2 separate regions of the Homo sapiens genome follow, and region 2 is linked to region 1. Evidence: read pairs that join two places in POLR2A ChIA-PET (ENCODE). Cell type or tissue: B cell. All regions are shown on one strand. Each heading gives the region's core, and the rest is flanking DNA. Links, peaks and the distances in the headings are about the cores only.

What was found. Peaks named below come from ENCODE experiments on the same cell type or tissue, not always from the same donor. Only the 100,000 strongest peaks of a DNase experiment are listed, where the experiment ranks them.
Region 2: POLR2A ChIA-PET joins it to region 1 with 7 read pairs; 3 of 35 experiments call an interaction of 5 or more read pairs at or near these places.

Annotation. Positions count from the first base shown.
Region 1 is chr19:11,566,440-11,573,990 of GRCh38, forward strand. No RefSeq gene overlaps it. Among named protein-coding and RNA genes, the nearest start is that of ACP5, 7.4 kb to the right of the region's middle. RefSeq lists a silencer at 1,434-1,483 and an enhancer at 1,894-1,983. In B cell, for the core only: no CTCF peak of the experiment used is centred there; DNase peaks (open chromatin) are centred at 1,942 and 3,812; H3K4me3 peaks cover 10 bases; H3K27ac peaks cover 1,533 bases.
Region 2 is chr19:12,683,184-12,690,734 of GRCh38, forward strand. It overlaps GNG14 (G protein subunit gamma 14), which reads left to right and starts at 4,815. Exons shown (of 1, transcript NM_001316692.2): 1 at 4,815-5,239. The coding sequence starts at 4,866. The coding sequence ends at 5,189. FBXW9 (F-box and WD repeat domain containing 9) reads right to left here. Exons shown (of 10, transcript NM_032301.3): 6 at 6,779-6,927; 7 at 6,578-6,691; 8 at 6,358-6,447; 9 at 6,189-6,254; 10 at 5,733-6,107. The coding sequence ends at 6,033. RefSeq lists an enhancer at 1-440. In B cell, for the core only: no CTCF peak of the experiment used is centred there; no DNase peak of the experiment used is centred there.

The DNA of each region.
Region 1 (7,551 bases), core at 1,815-5,814:
GAAACCCTGCCACTTGCCTGAGGGACTCTGCTGTCTCGTTTCTTGCAGGTTAAAAGGCATCTTTCCAAAAATGGCTGAACCTGGTGTGGTGGCTATGCCTGTAATCCCAGCATTTTGGGAGGCCAAAGTGAGAGGATCACTTGAGGACAGGAGTTCAAGACCAGTTTGGGCAACCTAGGGAGACTCCATCTCTCTTTTTTTTTTTTTTTTTTTGAGATGGAGTCTTGCTCTGTCGCCCAGGCTGGAGTGCCGTGGCGCGATCTTGGCTCACTGCGAGCTCCACCTCCCAGGTTCACACCATTCTCCTGCCTCTCAGCCTCCCGAGTAGCTGGGACCACAGGCGCCCGCCACCACGCCCGGCTAATTTTTTTGTGCGTGTGTTTTTAGTAGAGATGGTTTCACCGTGTTAGCCAGGATGGTCTCGATCTCCTGACCTCGTGATCTGCCCTCCTCGGCCTCCCAAACCGCTGGGATTACAGGCATGAGCCACCGCGCCCGGCATTTTTTTTTTTTTTTTTGGAGACAGAGTCTCAGTCCATTGCCCAGGCTGGAGTGCAGTGGTGTGATCTCGACTCACTGCAACCTCCACCTCCCGGGTTCAAGCAGTTCTCCCACCTTAGCCTCCCAAGTATCTAGGGTTATAGGTGCACACCACCGTGTCTGGCTAATTTTTGTATTTTTTGGTAGAGGAGGGATTTCACCATGTTGACCAGGCTAGTCTCAAACTCCTGACTTCAGGTGATCTGCCCGCCTTGGCCTCCCAAAGTGCTGGGATTACAGGCGTGATGTACCATGCCCGAACACCATTTCTTAAAATAAATAAATTAGGCCGGGTGCGGTGGTTCATGGCTATAATCCCAGCACTTCAGGAAGCCGAGATGGACAGATTGCTTGAGCCCAGGAGTTCAAGACCAGCCTGGACAAAGTGGTGAAACCCCCTCTCTACAAAAAATACAAAAATTGGCTGGGTGCAGTGGCTCACGCCTGTAACCCCAGCACTTTGAGAGGCCGAGGTGGGTGGATCACGAGGTCAGGAGATCGAGACCATCCTGGTCAACATGGTGAAACCCCGTCTCTACTAAAAATACAAAATTAGCTGGGCATGGTGGCGCACTTACCTGTAGTCCCAGCTACTCGGGAGGCTGAGGCAGGAGAATCAATTGAACCTGGGAGGTGGAGGTTGCAGTGAGCCAAGATCAGGCCACTACACTCCAGCCTGGCGACAGAGCAAGACTCTGTCTCACGGTGAAACCCCGTCTCTACTAAAAAAAAAAAAAAAAAAAAAATTAGCCGGGCGTGGTGGCGGGCGCCTGTAGTCCCAGCTACTCGGAGAGGCTGAGGCAGGAGAATGGCGTGAACCCGGGAGGCGGAGCTTGCAGTGAGCCGAGGCTGCGCCACTGTACTCCAGCCTGGGTGACAGAGCGAGACTCCGTCTCAAAAAAAAAAAAAAAAAAAAAAAAAAAAAAAATTAGCCAGGTGTGGTGGTGTGTGCTTGTAGTCCCAGCTGTTCAGGAGGCTTAGGTGGGAGGGAGGATTGCTTGAGCCCCGGAGACGGAAGTTGCAGTGAGCTGTGATCACACTACTGTACTCCAGCCTGACAGCCTGGGCAACAGAGTGAGACCCTGTCTAAAAAACAGAAAAGTAAAGAAAAAAATAAAATAATTAATTAAGATGGCTGAGTGCTGGCTGGTGTTGTCTCCTCAGCAAGACAGAAGCTCCCTGAGGGCCAGCGCCCACCCTGATTTATTCCTCCTAGTGTCCTTGGGTCCCCAGCTGCCTGGCACAGAGCTTTGGTCCTTGGTGCTCGGTAGAAGTGTCTGGCTGATGTAGAGGAGGGAGCCTGAGTTACAATCCCCCCTCCCCTGCCACTCAGTCTTCGTGTGACATTGGATGTGTCACTTCTTCTTTCTGTGCTCTGGGCCATGAGAACGGGGTCCTTGGGCTATGATGGTGACCTCTGATTCAGACTCCTGCCTGTCTGGTGCCTCTGAGTCAGTGAGAAGAGCGCGGCTGTGACCTCCCTAGACTGTTGTGGTTAAGATTGAGGGACTGCCACTTCCTAGAAATTACCTTGGTCACAGTGGTTAAGCCGTCCAATCTAAGATAAATATTGTACCAAAAAAAATTAAAAAATAAAAACCCACAAAAACACGTCTGAGCTTCTGTAATAGCCTCTGAGAAGCAAGGATGATTCTGGCCCCTGCCTCATGGGCCAGGATCAGAAGTGACGGTAAATGGCAGCTGGAACAAACTCAGGATTACATTTTGGGGATTTGTTTGTTTGCTTGAGACAGAGTCTTGCTCTGTTGCCCAGGCTGGAGTGCAGTGGTACGACCTCGGCCCACTGCAACCTCCACCTCCTGGGTTCAAGTGATTCTCCTGTCTCAGCCTCCTGAGTAGCTGGAATTACAGGCGCCCGCCACAATGCCAGCTAATTTTTGTATTTTTAATGGAGACAGCGTTTTGCCATGTTGATCAGGCTGGTCTCGAACTCCTGATCTCAAGTGATCTGCCCGCCTCAGCCTCCCAAAGTGTTGGGATTACAGGTGTGAGCCACCACCCCTGGCCAGGATTGCATTTTGGAAAGATCACTGCTTAATTATAACAGTTGGCCAGACATGATGGCTCACACCTGTAATCCTGCATTTTGGGAGGCTAAGGAGGAAGAATCACTTGAGGTCAGGAGTTTGAGACCAGCCTAGGCAACATAGCAAGACCCCATCTCTACAAAACACACACACACAAAATTAACCAAGAGTGGTGGGGTGAAGCTGTGGTCCCAGCCACTCAGGAGGCAGAGGCAGGAGGATCCCTTGAGCTCAGGAGGTGGAAACTGCAGTGAGCTATGATTACACCATTGCACTCCAGCCTGGGCAACAGAGTGAGACACTGTTTCAAAAAAAACCAAAAAATTGTAACAGTAACACATACACCTTGTAACAAATTCAACAGTATTGACATCTATAAAGTAGCAAATTATACCAAGATACACACACACACACACACACACACACACACACACACGCGCGCGCGCAAAGTAACAAATAAGCCGGAGCAGTAGCTCATGCCTGTAATCTCAGCACTTTGGGAGGCCTAGGCGGGTGGATCACCTGAGGTCGGGAATTCAAGATCAGCCTGACCAACATGGAGAAACCCTGTCTCTACTAAAAAATACAAAATTAACCAGGCGTGGTGGCGCATGCCTGTAATCCCAGCTACTCAGGAGGCTGAGGCAGGAGAATCGCTTGAATCTGGGAGGCAGAGGTTGCTGTGAGCTGAGATCACGTCACTGCACTCCAGCCTGGACAGCAAGAGGGAAACTTCTTCTCAAAAAAAAAAAAATAAGTAAAATAACAAATGAAAGGTGACAATTTCACCAAGTGCCTCTCCCCAGAAGTAACCTCAGTTACTTTTTTTTTTTTTTGAGATAGTCTCCCAAACTGGAGTGCAGTGGCGTGATCACAGCTCACTGCAGCCTCCACTTCCCAGACAAGAACGATTCTCATGCCTCAGCCTCCCAAATAGCTGGGATTATAGGCATGCATCACCAGGCCTGACTCATTCTTTTGTATTTTTTAGTAGAGGTGGGTTTTTGCCATATTGGCCAGGCTGGTCTTGAACTCCTGTCCTCAAGTGATCTGCCTGCCCCTACCTACCAAAGTGCTGGGATTACAGGCATGAGCCACTGCACTCAGCCCTGTTTACATTTTGTCCAGATTCATTTCACTCCGCTAGGCAGGCAGCTGGAGCCAAACAACTGGGTCCCTGCCGTGTAGCAGTTGCAAGTGGCGGTTGAGGGTGGGCCAAAGGAGGGGTTCCTGTGCCTTGCCTAGCGCTAATGGCCTGGGTTGCCTGGGGGTGGGTGTTACTTAACTCTCCCTCAGAGGGGAACTGGGCTCCCCTGCAACTGTCACATCAGGTCTAGCACTCTGCTTTCAGTATAAGAAAAACAGGCCCTGAGATTTTTTTTTTTTTTTTTTTCCCCTGAAACGGAGTCTCATTCTGTTTCCCAGGCTGGATTGCAGTGGTGTGATCTCGGCTCACTGCAACCTCTGCCTCCTGGGTTCAAGCGATTCTCCTGCATCAGCCTCAGTAGCTGGGATTACAGGCACGTGCCACCATACCCAGCTAATTTTTTGTATTTTTAGTAGGGATGGGGTTTCACCATGTTGGCCAGGCTGGTCTCCAACTCCTGACCTCAAGTGATCTGCCTGCCTCAGCCTCTCAAAGTGCTGGGATTACAGGTGTGAGCCACTGTGCCCAGCCCTGAGATAATTCTCCTTCTAGAAGTTTTCTTACACATTACTTTCACAGCATTGGTCCAGGGACCACCACTGCAGCCTTGTTGGTAAGAGGGAAACAATTATTTATTTATTTATGTATTTTGAGAAAGAGTCTCGCTCTGTTGCTCAGTCTGGAGTGCAGTGGCGTCATATCGGCTCACTGCAACCTCCGCCTCCCGGGTTCAAGCAATTCTCTGCCTCAGCCTCCCAAGTAGCTGGGACTACAAGCACACGCCACCATGCCCAGCTAATTTTTGTATTTTTAGTAGAGACGGGGTTTCACTATATTGGTCAGGCTGGTCTCAAACTCCTGACCTCAGGTGATCCACCTGCCTCGGCCTCTGAAAGTGTTGGGATTACAGGTGTGAGCCACCATGCCTGGCCTAGAAGGAAAGATTTAAAAAGACCACGGCTGGGTGCGGTGGCTCACGCCTGTAATCCCAGCACTTTGAGAGGCCGAGGTGGGTGGATCATGAGGTCAGGAGTTCAAGACCAGCTTGGCAAAGATGGCGAAACCCCATCTCTACTAGAAATACAAAAATTAGCTGGGCATGGTGGCGTGTGCTTGTAGTCCCAGCTACTTGGGAGGCTGAGGCAGAGAATTGCTTGAACCCGGGAGGCGGAGGTTGCAGTGAGCCAAGATCGTGCCACTGCACTCCAGCCTGGCTGATGGAGTGAGACTCCATCTCAAAAAAAAAACCTCAATGAGGCTGAGCACTTTGGCACTTTGGCTCACGCCTGCAATCCCAGCACTTTGGGAGGTTGAGGCAGGAGGATCACCTGACCCTGTGAATTTGAGGCTGCAGTGAGCTATGATCCTGCCATTGCACTCTAGTCTGAGTGACAGAGCAAGATTCTGTCTCTCAAAACAACCCCCAAAACCAATAAAATCCTGCAAGGGGCACTAGCAAGGAGCCAGTGACATAAGGCAGAAGCTTCGTGGCTGTCAAAAAGAAGTGCGATCTTTTTCCTTGTTCCTGGGAATCCTGCAAACATGTCTGCCCCATAGGTAATGCGTAGACAAGGTCATTTGTTATGACATTGAGGATTGCAAAATTGTTCGAAGTGTTACAGGAAAGGGGTCTCGATCCAGACCCCAAGAGAGCATTCTTGGATCTTATGCAAGAAACAATTCAGGACTGGGCACAGTGGCTCATGCCTGTAATCCCAGCACTTTGGGAGGCCAAGGCAGGTGAATCACCTGAGGTCAGGAGTTCAAGACCAGCCTGACCAACATGGTGAAATGCCGTCTCTACTAAAAATACAAAATTAGCCAGGCATGGTGGTGGGGGCCTGTAATCCCAGCTACCTGGGAGGCTGAGGCAGGAGAATTGCTTAATCGGTTGAACCCAGGAGATGGAGGTTGCAGTGAGCCAACATTACACCCATGTACTCCAGCCTGGGTGACAGAGTGAGACTCCATCTCAAAAAAGAAAAAAAAAAAAGTGGAGTGCAGTAACGGGAATGTGTGCAGAACTATGTGTATATTGTGTTGCTTTTGGTGTAAAAAATGGGAATGTGTTTGCAGTGGCATGCCCCTGTAATCTCATCTACTCGGGAGGCTGAGATGGATCACTTGAGCCCAGGAGCTCAAGACCAGCCTGGGCAACATAGCAAAACTCTGTCTCTGAAAAACAGTCTGGAAGCAATAGCTCATGCCTGTAATCCCAACACTTTCGGAGGCTGAGGCAGGAGGATTGCTTGAGCCCAGGAGTACAAGACCGGTTTGGGCAACAGAACAAGACTCCCATCTCTACAAAAAAAAAAAATCTAAAAATTAGTTAGGAGTGGTGGTGCGTGCCTGTAGTCCTAGCTACTTGAGAGGCTAGGGTGGGAGGATTTCTTGAGCCCAGGAGTTTGAGGCTGCAGGGAGCTATGATTGCACCACTGCACTCCAGCCTGGACAATATAGCAAGACCCCTCTCCCTAAAGAAATAATAGGCCGGGCACGGCGGCTCACGCCTGTAATCCCAACACTTTGGGAGGCTGAGGCGGGCAGGTCATGAGGTCAGGAGATTGGGACCATCCTGGCCAACATGGTGAAACCCCATCTCTACTAAAAATACAAAAATTGCCAGGCGCGGTGGCTCACTCCTGTAATCCCAGCACTTTGGGAGGCTGAGGCAGGCGGATCACGAGGTCAGGAGATTGAGACCATCCTGGCTAACACGATGAAACCCCATCTCTATTTAAAAATACAAAAAACGAGCCGGGTGTGGTGGCAGACGCCTGTAATCCCAGCTACTTGGGAGGCTGAGGCAGGAGAATGGTGTGAACCCGGGAGGCAGAGCTTGCAGTGAGCCGAGATCACGCCGCTGCACTCCAGCCTGGGCGACAGAGCAAGACTCCATCTCAAAAAAAAAAAAAAAAAAAAAAAAAATTAGCTGGGCGTGGTGGCGCGTGCCTATAATCCCAGCTACTCAGGAGGCTGAGCCAGGAGAATTGCTTGAATCTGGGAGTTGGAGGTTTCAGCGAGCCGAGCTCACGCCACTGCACTCCAGCCTGGTGACAGAGTGAGACTCCATCTCAAAAAAAAAAAAAAAGAAAAAAAAAAGAAAATAATAAAGGGAATGTTTTGATTATGGAGGCATAGACTATATAGAGAAAGAAAATGATTAATATTAGTTGCCCCTGGGGTGGAGGAAGACTTGCTTTATGTTGTACCCTTCTTTCTGCTTGGATTTTATTGAATTAATTTTTTTTTTGAGACAGAGTCTTGCTCTATCACCCAGGCTGGAGTGCAGTGGCACAATCTCAGCTCACTGCAATCTCCGCCCTCACCTCTCCACCCCCTTTACCCGCAAACCCCCTAGGCTCAAGTGATTCTCTCGCCTCAGCCTCCCAAGTAGCTGGGATTACAGTCATGTGTCACCACGCCTAGATAAGTTTTGTATTTTTAGTAGAGATGGGGTTTCACCATGATGGCCAGGCTGGTCTTGAACTTCTGACCTCAAGTGATCCGACCACCTAGGCCTTGCAAAGTGCTGGCATTACAGGTGTGAGCCATCGTGCCTGGCCTATTTTATTTACTTATTTTTTTTGAGACAGATTCTTGCTCTGTCACCCAGGCTGGAGTACAGTGGCACAATCTCAGCTCATTGCAACCTCCGCCTCCTGGGTTCAAGCAATTCTCCTGCCTCAGCCTCCTGAGTAGCTAGGACCATAGGCTCCTGCCACCACAACTGGCCAATTTTTTTTTTTCAGGCAGAGTTTAACTCTTGTTGCCCAGGCTGGAGTGCAGTGGCGCAATCTTGACTCACTGCAGCCT
Region 2 (7,551 bases), core at 1,722-5,721, 1.1 Mb after region 1:
CTGCAACCTCCGCCTCCCAGGTTCACGCCATTCTTCTGCCTCAGCCTCCCCAGTAACTGGGACTACAGGCGCCGGCCACCACGCCCGGCTAATATTTTGTATTTTTAGTAGAGACGGGGTTTCACCGTGTTAGCCAGGGTAGTCTCGATCTCCTGACCTCGTGATCCGCCCGCCTCAGCCTCCCAAAGTGCTGGGATTACAGGCATGAGCCACCGCGCCTGGCCTGCTGCTATTTTTTGATAGGGTCTCACTCTGTCGCCAGGCTGGAGTGCTGTGACGCGATCTCGGCCCACTGCAACCTCTGACTCCCGGACTCAGGTCATCCTCCCACCCCAGCATTCCGACTAGTGTGCACCATCGTGCCCAGCTAATTTTTTTATGAGGGTCACTTTTTTTTTTTTTTTTTTTTTTGAGACAGAGTCTCGCTCTGTCGCCCAGGCTGGAGTGCAGTGGCGCAATCTCGGCTCACTGCAAGCTCTGCCTCCCAGGTTCATGCCATTCTCCTGCCTCAGCCTCCCGAGTAACTGGGACTACAGGTGCCCGCCACCACACCCGGCTAATTTTTTCTGTTTTTAGTAGAGATGGGGTTTCACCGTGTTAGCCAGGATGGTCTCGATCTCCTGAACTCGTGACCCGCCCGCCTTGGCCTCCCAAAGTGCCAGGATTACAGGCGTGAGCCACTGCGCCCGGCCGAGGGTCACTTCTTAAGCGTCACCCATGGACAAGATTTCGGTCACCAGGCAGAGTTAGACACAGTTTCATCCTTCCTCAGCCACTTTTGTCTAATGGGATAGTGAGCCCGGTTCGTGCCCTCACAAGTCTCCAAAGCCTTCACATGCTGCATAACGCTCTGTTCTTCCTTCCCTTATAGCTGCAGCTGTCACCTCCACCTCCTCTGGGAAGCCTTCCCTGAACTCCCACTGGGTCAGTGGCCTCTTCTGGGACCCAGGGCTGACGTCTCTTTCCCTCCTGCAAGAATGTGAGACCCTGGGTGTCATCTGTATCTCAAACACACCCTCCTAACAGTGCATACGGCCAACAGGATTATTCACTCACTCTACAATTCATGTAGTCTATTCTCTATGGTGGGCTCCGTGCTAGGCACTAAGGATTTAGTGGTGAACAAGACCAAGATGTGGACCCTGCCCTACTGGAGCCCACAATCTGATTGGGAAGATAGAAAGTTAACAATAGTGGTGAGTGCTATCAGGCCTTTTTTGTTTTTTGTTTTTTTTGGAGACAGAGTTTCGCTCTTGTTGCCCAGGCTGGAGTGCAATGGCGCGATCTCCACTCATCGCAACCTCTGCCTCCCAGTTTCAAGCAATTCTCCTGCCTCAGCCTCCCGAGTAGCTGGGATTACAGGCATGAGCCATCACGCCCGGCTAATTCTTGTATTTTTAGTAGAGATGGGGTTTCACTATGTTGGTCAGGCTAGTCTCGAACTCCTGACCTCAGGTGATCTGCCTGCCTCGGCCTCCCAAAGTGCTGGGATTACAGGTGTGAGCCACCGCGCCCAGCGCAATCAGGATTTAAACAGGATAATTTGAGTCTTTAGGTGGAGGAGTTCGGGATTTTAGTTGGAGGGATGGGTGAAGGACGCCAAGGAGGTGAGATTTGAGCCAAAGCCAGAAGGCTGAGAAAATCCCCGTATGTGAAGATGCAGAGAGGCCATTTCCTGCACATGGGAAGACAGAACAGCAAAAGCCGTGAGGCTGGAATGAGCCTACCTTGTTGGAGGAGACAGACATCCTCCTTGACATCCTCGCTTGGACCTCAAAGTTGCCCCCTCAGCTCCCTCTCCACCTATCCCTGATCTTTCTGCATCTCAGCAAACGGCCCCACCCTCCACTCATCCACTAGACTGAAAAATAGGGATTGGGGCTGGGCGCGGTGGCTCACACCTGTAATCCCAGCACTTTGGGATGCCAAGGAGGGCAGATCACCTGAGGTTAGGAGTTAGAGACCAGCCTGGACAACATGGCGAAACCCCGTCTCTACTAAAAAATACAAAAATTAGCCGGGTGTGGTGGCGCACACCCATAATCCCAGCTACTCAGGAGGCTGAGGCAGGAGAATCACTTGAACCCGGGAGGTGGAGGTTGCAGTGAGCTGAGATGGTGCCACTGCACTCCAGCCTGGGCAACAGAGCGAAACTCCGTCTCAAAAATAGATAAATAAAAATTAAAAATGAGGAGCGCAGCTTGCTGTCTCCCCTTTTCTCACACCCCACATCCATCCTTCTCAGCATGTCTGCCAACCTCTACCTATAAAGTAGGTCCGAAATCCAGGTGTTTTCTTTATCCCCATAGCCTGCAAGCTGGCTTTGGTATCCTCCAACCCATCTCCCACCTAACAGCTAAAATCAGAGAGCTTTTTTTTTTTTTTTTTTTTTTTTGAGACGGAGTCTTGCTCTGTCGCCCAGGCTGGAGTGTAGTGGTGTGATTTCGGCTCACTACAAGCTCCACCTCCCGGGTTCACGCCAGTCTCCTGCCTCAGCCTCCCAAGTAGCTGGGACTACAGGCGCCCGCCACACGCCCAGCTAATTTTTTGTATTTTTAGTAGAGACGGGGTTTCACCATGTTAGCCAGGATGGTCTTGATCTCCTGACCTCGTGATCCGCCCACCTCAGCCTCCCAAAGTGCTGGGATTACAGGCATGAGCCACCGTGCCCAGCCGCTGAGCTTTTTTTTTTGATGCAGGGTCTCACTCTGTCACCAGGGCTGGAGTGCAGTGGGACAATCACACCTCACTGCAGCTTCGACCTCCTGGCCTCAAGTGATCCTCCCACTTCAGCCTCCCCAGTAGCTGGGACTACAGGTGCATGCCACAGCTCTTTAACCATAAATCAAACATGTCACTGTTAAAACCTCCTAATGGTAGCTTCCCCCTGGGAGTAAAATCCAAGCTTTTCACAGTGGCCTTAAAGGGCACCTCTCAACCTCCCTGCTGCCATCTCCCACCATGCTGGCCCTCCCTCCCTCTCTCCTCTCCAGCTACACAGACCTCTTTGCTATTCCTGGAACCCACCAAGCTCTTTTTTGTCCAAGGAGTCAGGTACTTGCCGCTCCTTCTGCCTAGAACACCCCATTTCTCAGTTCCTTCTCCTCCTTTGGGCCTAAGTTCAAATGTCACCTCCTCTGAGAGGCCTGCCCTGACCACTCCTCTCCCCTTTACTTTGATTTTATTCTTCTTTCATATGCCCTTTCACATGTATACTCTTTCACTGAGTACATTTTCTGTTGTCCATCCCTGCCTAACTAGAAAGGCAGCTCCATGAGGGCAAGGTTTTGTCTTGTTTCATTGCTAATTTGGGTTTTTGCACAGTGCTGGGCACATATTAGAATCTCGGGGCAGGGCTCAGTGGCTTATGCCTATAATTCCTTTGGAAGGCCAAGGCAAGAGGATCGTTTGAGGCCAGGAGTTCAAGACCAGCCTGGGCAACATAGTAAGAACCATCTCTACAAAAAGTTAAAAACATAAATTAGCAGGGCACGGTGGCTCACGCCTATAATTCTAGCTAATCAGGAGGCTGAGTTGAGAGGATCACTTGAGCCCAGGAGTTTGAAGTTACAGTGAGCTATGATTGTACCACTGCACTCCAGCCTGGACGACAGAGCGAGAACCTGGGCTTAAAAAAAGAAAAGAAGGCCAGGCACGATGGCTCACACCTGTAATCCCAGCACTTTGGGAGGCCGAAGCAGGTGGATCACTTGAGGTCAGGAGTTCGAGACCAGCCTGGCCAACATGGTGAAACCCCTTCTCTACTAAAAATACAAAAATTAGCCAGGTGTGGCCGGGCGCAGTGGCTCATGCCTGTAATCCCAGCACTTTGGGAGGCTGAGGCAAGTGGATCACCTGAGATCAGGAGTTCAAGACCAGCCTGACCAACATGGTGAAACCTCATCTCTACTAAAAATACAAAAAATTAGCCGAGCATGGTGGCACATGCCTGTAATCCCAGCTACTCGAGAGGCTGAGGCAGAAGAATCGCTTGAACCCAGAAGGCGGAGGTTGCAGTGAGCCGAAATCACGCTATTGCACTCTAGCCTGGGCAACAAGAGCGAAATACCATCTCAAAAAAAAAAAAAAAAAAAAAATTAGCCGGGTGTGGTAGCATACGCCTGTAATCCCAGCTACTCAGGAGGCTGAGGCAGGAGAATCACTTGAGCCCGGGAGGTGGAGGTTGAAAGTGAGCTGAGATCGCACCACTGCACTCCAACATGGGTGATAGAGCAAGACTCTCTCTCAAAAAAAAAAAAAAAAAAAAAAAAAAGAACGAAGGCATTGGAGATTTGAGCCTGAGCAGTGGCGACAACAGGAGGAGAGGCAAGGCTGCATGTTGGAGATGGCAGAGGCTGACAAAGCAGATGTGTTGGGAACAGTTAGCAGGAGATCCAGCAGGCCAGGGGGAGGCCAGGGCCTCCTCACTCCCCCAGCCAAGGCACCTAGCCCACAGGGACCCAGGTGACACATGACACCAGAGGAGCCACAGGGCCTCCTGGGGCAGGGACCCCCTCAGCCGAGGCAGCAGCTGCTGCTGCAGCTGGTGACATTTCACTCCATGAGAGCCCTGGCTTCAAAGTCTTTGCAGGGGTAGCCGAGGGAGAAAAGGGGGTTGAAGAGGACAGGCTGGGTTGGGGAGGGAGCCACAGCAGGGTGGCCACCAGAGGACCAGGCAGCCAGAGGTGACTTGGGCCGGAGCCCTTAGCCGAGGTGTGTGGGCCTGATGGGTCCAGGAGCAGCCACCCTCATCCTGCAGCCCCCAAGGAACATAGAAGGAGGTGTGGGAACCCTCGGGCAGCCCTAGGCTCCCCCTAGGGGACTGAGGTTGGGCCTGCTGCCCACGGCCTGCCCACTTTACCCAGATGTCCAGCAAGGTGGCCATCAACAGTGACATTGGGCAGGCCCTCTGGGCAGTGGAGCAGCTCCAGATGGAGGCAGGCATCGACCAAGTGAAGGTGAGGGTCGGGGCCAGTGCAGGAGGCGGGAAGAGGTGGGAACACATGGGCCAGGGGACAGGTGCATGCCTGGGTCTGGTCTGGCTGAACCAGTTGGTCTGCAGGTGTCCAAAGATGGCCGCCGATCTGCTGAAGTTCTGCACGGAGCAGGCCAAGAATGACCCCTTCCTTGTGGGCATCCCGGCCGCCACCAACTCCTTCAAGGAGAAGAAGCCCTATGCCATCCTATGAACCCAGGGCAATGCCACCCTGTGGCCTGGGCAAACCAGGGGGCCTCAATAAACATGAAGTGAATACTTCTCAGGGCATGGCTGAGCTGGGCTGAGATGGGAGACCAGAGGGACTTTGGGCTTGCAGGGGCCAGGTGCGTACCTGGCCCAGCCTCCCTCCCTGCCTGCCCCCGGGGTCACAGCCACAGCAGCACACACACACCCTGGAGCCCCAGACGGAGAGCACGCCATCCCTCTTGCCCTCGCCAGCACCCATGGGATAGCCTGAGCAGGTACCCTTTCCCACCGTGCAGACAAATGGCCAGGATTTGAGTCATAATCTATACACCACACGCGTCACACATCACACACACACGTGACATCATAGACACAGATGCCCACGATCCTCAGGACTCTCCCTCTTCAAATGCACAGCAACAGCTGACATGCACCCCCAGCCCAGACTTGCTATCTCTCCCAGTCACTCCCATGCAGGCCCGCAGCCCCACAGCCCCAAGCAGGCACAGGCAGAACCCCAGCAGGCAAACCACACTCACACTCCAGGCCCAAGCACCAACATGTCAGGTTTATTTCTCCTTCGCTCTCAACTGAGAGCGGGGCATCCAAATCATAACAAAACCAGGGCCCAAGAGTGGGAAGCGGCCCCCTGGGTGGGCCTGAACCCCAATTTCACCCTTCCCCCGGGCATAGGGCCCAGGCCAGGACGCTCACCCGAATGTGGCTGGGACTCCTTGTGCCCTAGGCCCACGGGGCGGAGGCAGCACCAACATTGGGGATGGTCCCCCAAGAACAGAGGAGGAAGCCCAGCCTCCGGCAGGCAGTATCCACATCCACGCCCACCTGCTCAGGCCTGCAGCCTCCAGACCTCTAGCGACAGGTCTCCAGAGCCGGCCACCACCAGGTTGCCCTCAGCACAGACCTGGGAAGGGGGAGGAACATGAGGAGTCAGGGACGATGGCGCTCTGGCCAGCTGGGCAGGGCACATGGGGCAGGACCTTACCCTATTGAGCCCATTGTCATGCCTTCGGGTGCAAATGGTCCTTGGTGGGTCTGTGGGCACGTGCACCTAGTGAGGGGCAATGGGCGAGGTCAAGAGGTGTGCCCCTGGCTGATGGAGGTAGGGGAGAGGCAGGGACTGTCCTGGGGTGGGGGCTGGGCAGGAGCCTCACCCGGATGGTCTTGTCAGTGGATGTGGTGTACAAGGCTCCCACGGAGTACTGGATCCCAGTGATGGGAAAGCTGTGGCCCACATCAAAGGACTGCAGGAGGAGGATCAGGCAACACTCAGTCGAGGCTCTCCCAAGGCCCGCCCTCCCCCACACCACCAGGGGCTCGGGTAGGAAGGAAGCCCGGGGGGAGGGACAGTCAGGGGCAGGAGCTCCAGCAGACCCGGATAAGCTGGAAGCAGCCGTTGCGGTTGGCGAAGACGTGCAGCAGGCCCTGGTTGTCACCAGCCCAGAGCTGGGGTTCCTGGTAGGACATGCAGAGCAGGTAGGAGTCCAGCTACGAGAGGGACAAGGGACGGGACAGCTCAGGCCGGGCTGGGCCTGCAACAGTCCCCATCCCTCCAGGCCCCTGGGGAGGGCCCACCTGCAGACGCTGCAGGACGCTGTTGGCTCGGCGGTCCACCACCACCAGGGTGTGGTCCTCGCTGCCTGAGATGATGTGCCGGTCATCCGCCAGCAGGGTCAGCACGGGTCTGGAGTGTAGTTGCTGGTGCTTCAACAGGGCTGGGCCGGCTTCATGGGTGATGGGCCGGTGAGGAGGGATATCAGAGCCCCTCGAAGGCCCCCCCCAGCCCATGAGAGCATCCCGGGTCTCCATCCTGTCTGGCAAAACCCTCGATCTGCTCATTCCCCCACCCCACAGAGTGACCCATCTCTCCTCTCCCGCCTCAGGTAAATCCAGGCTTCCACAGGAGCCCCAGGCCTCTGCCCATCCCCGTCCACATCCCATATCCCTCCTCCGATCCCATCTACTGTTCTTAGCACAGAGCTGACCAAGGTGGTCTCAGTCTTGCATCCACCCTCAGGTTGGCCTGAAACATGCCTATCCCGCAGCCCCGCTCCAGCTCTGCCTGGACAAGGTACACTGGCCCTTCAATTAACAAAAGTAGAATGAATAAATAGGCCAGGCACAGTGGCTCACACCTGTAATCTCAGAATTTTGGGAGGCTGATATGGGCAGATCATCCGAGCCCAGGAGTTCAAGATCACCTTGGGCAACGTGGCAAGACCCCGTTCTCCATTTAAAAAAAAGAAAAATGGCCGGGCGCGGTGGCTCACATCTGTAATCCCTGCACTTTGGGAAGCTGAGGTGGGTGGATCACCTGAGGTCAGGAGTTCATGACCAGCCTGGCCAAC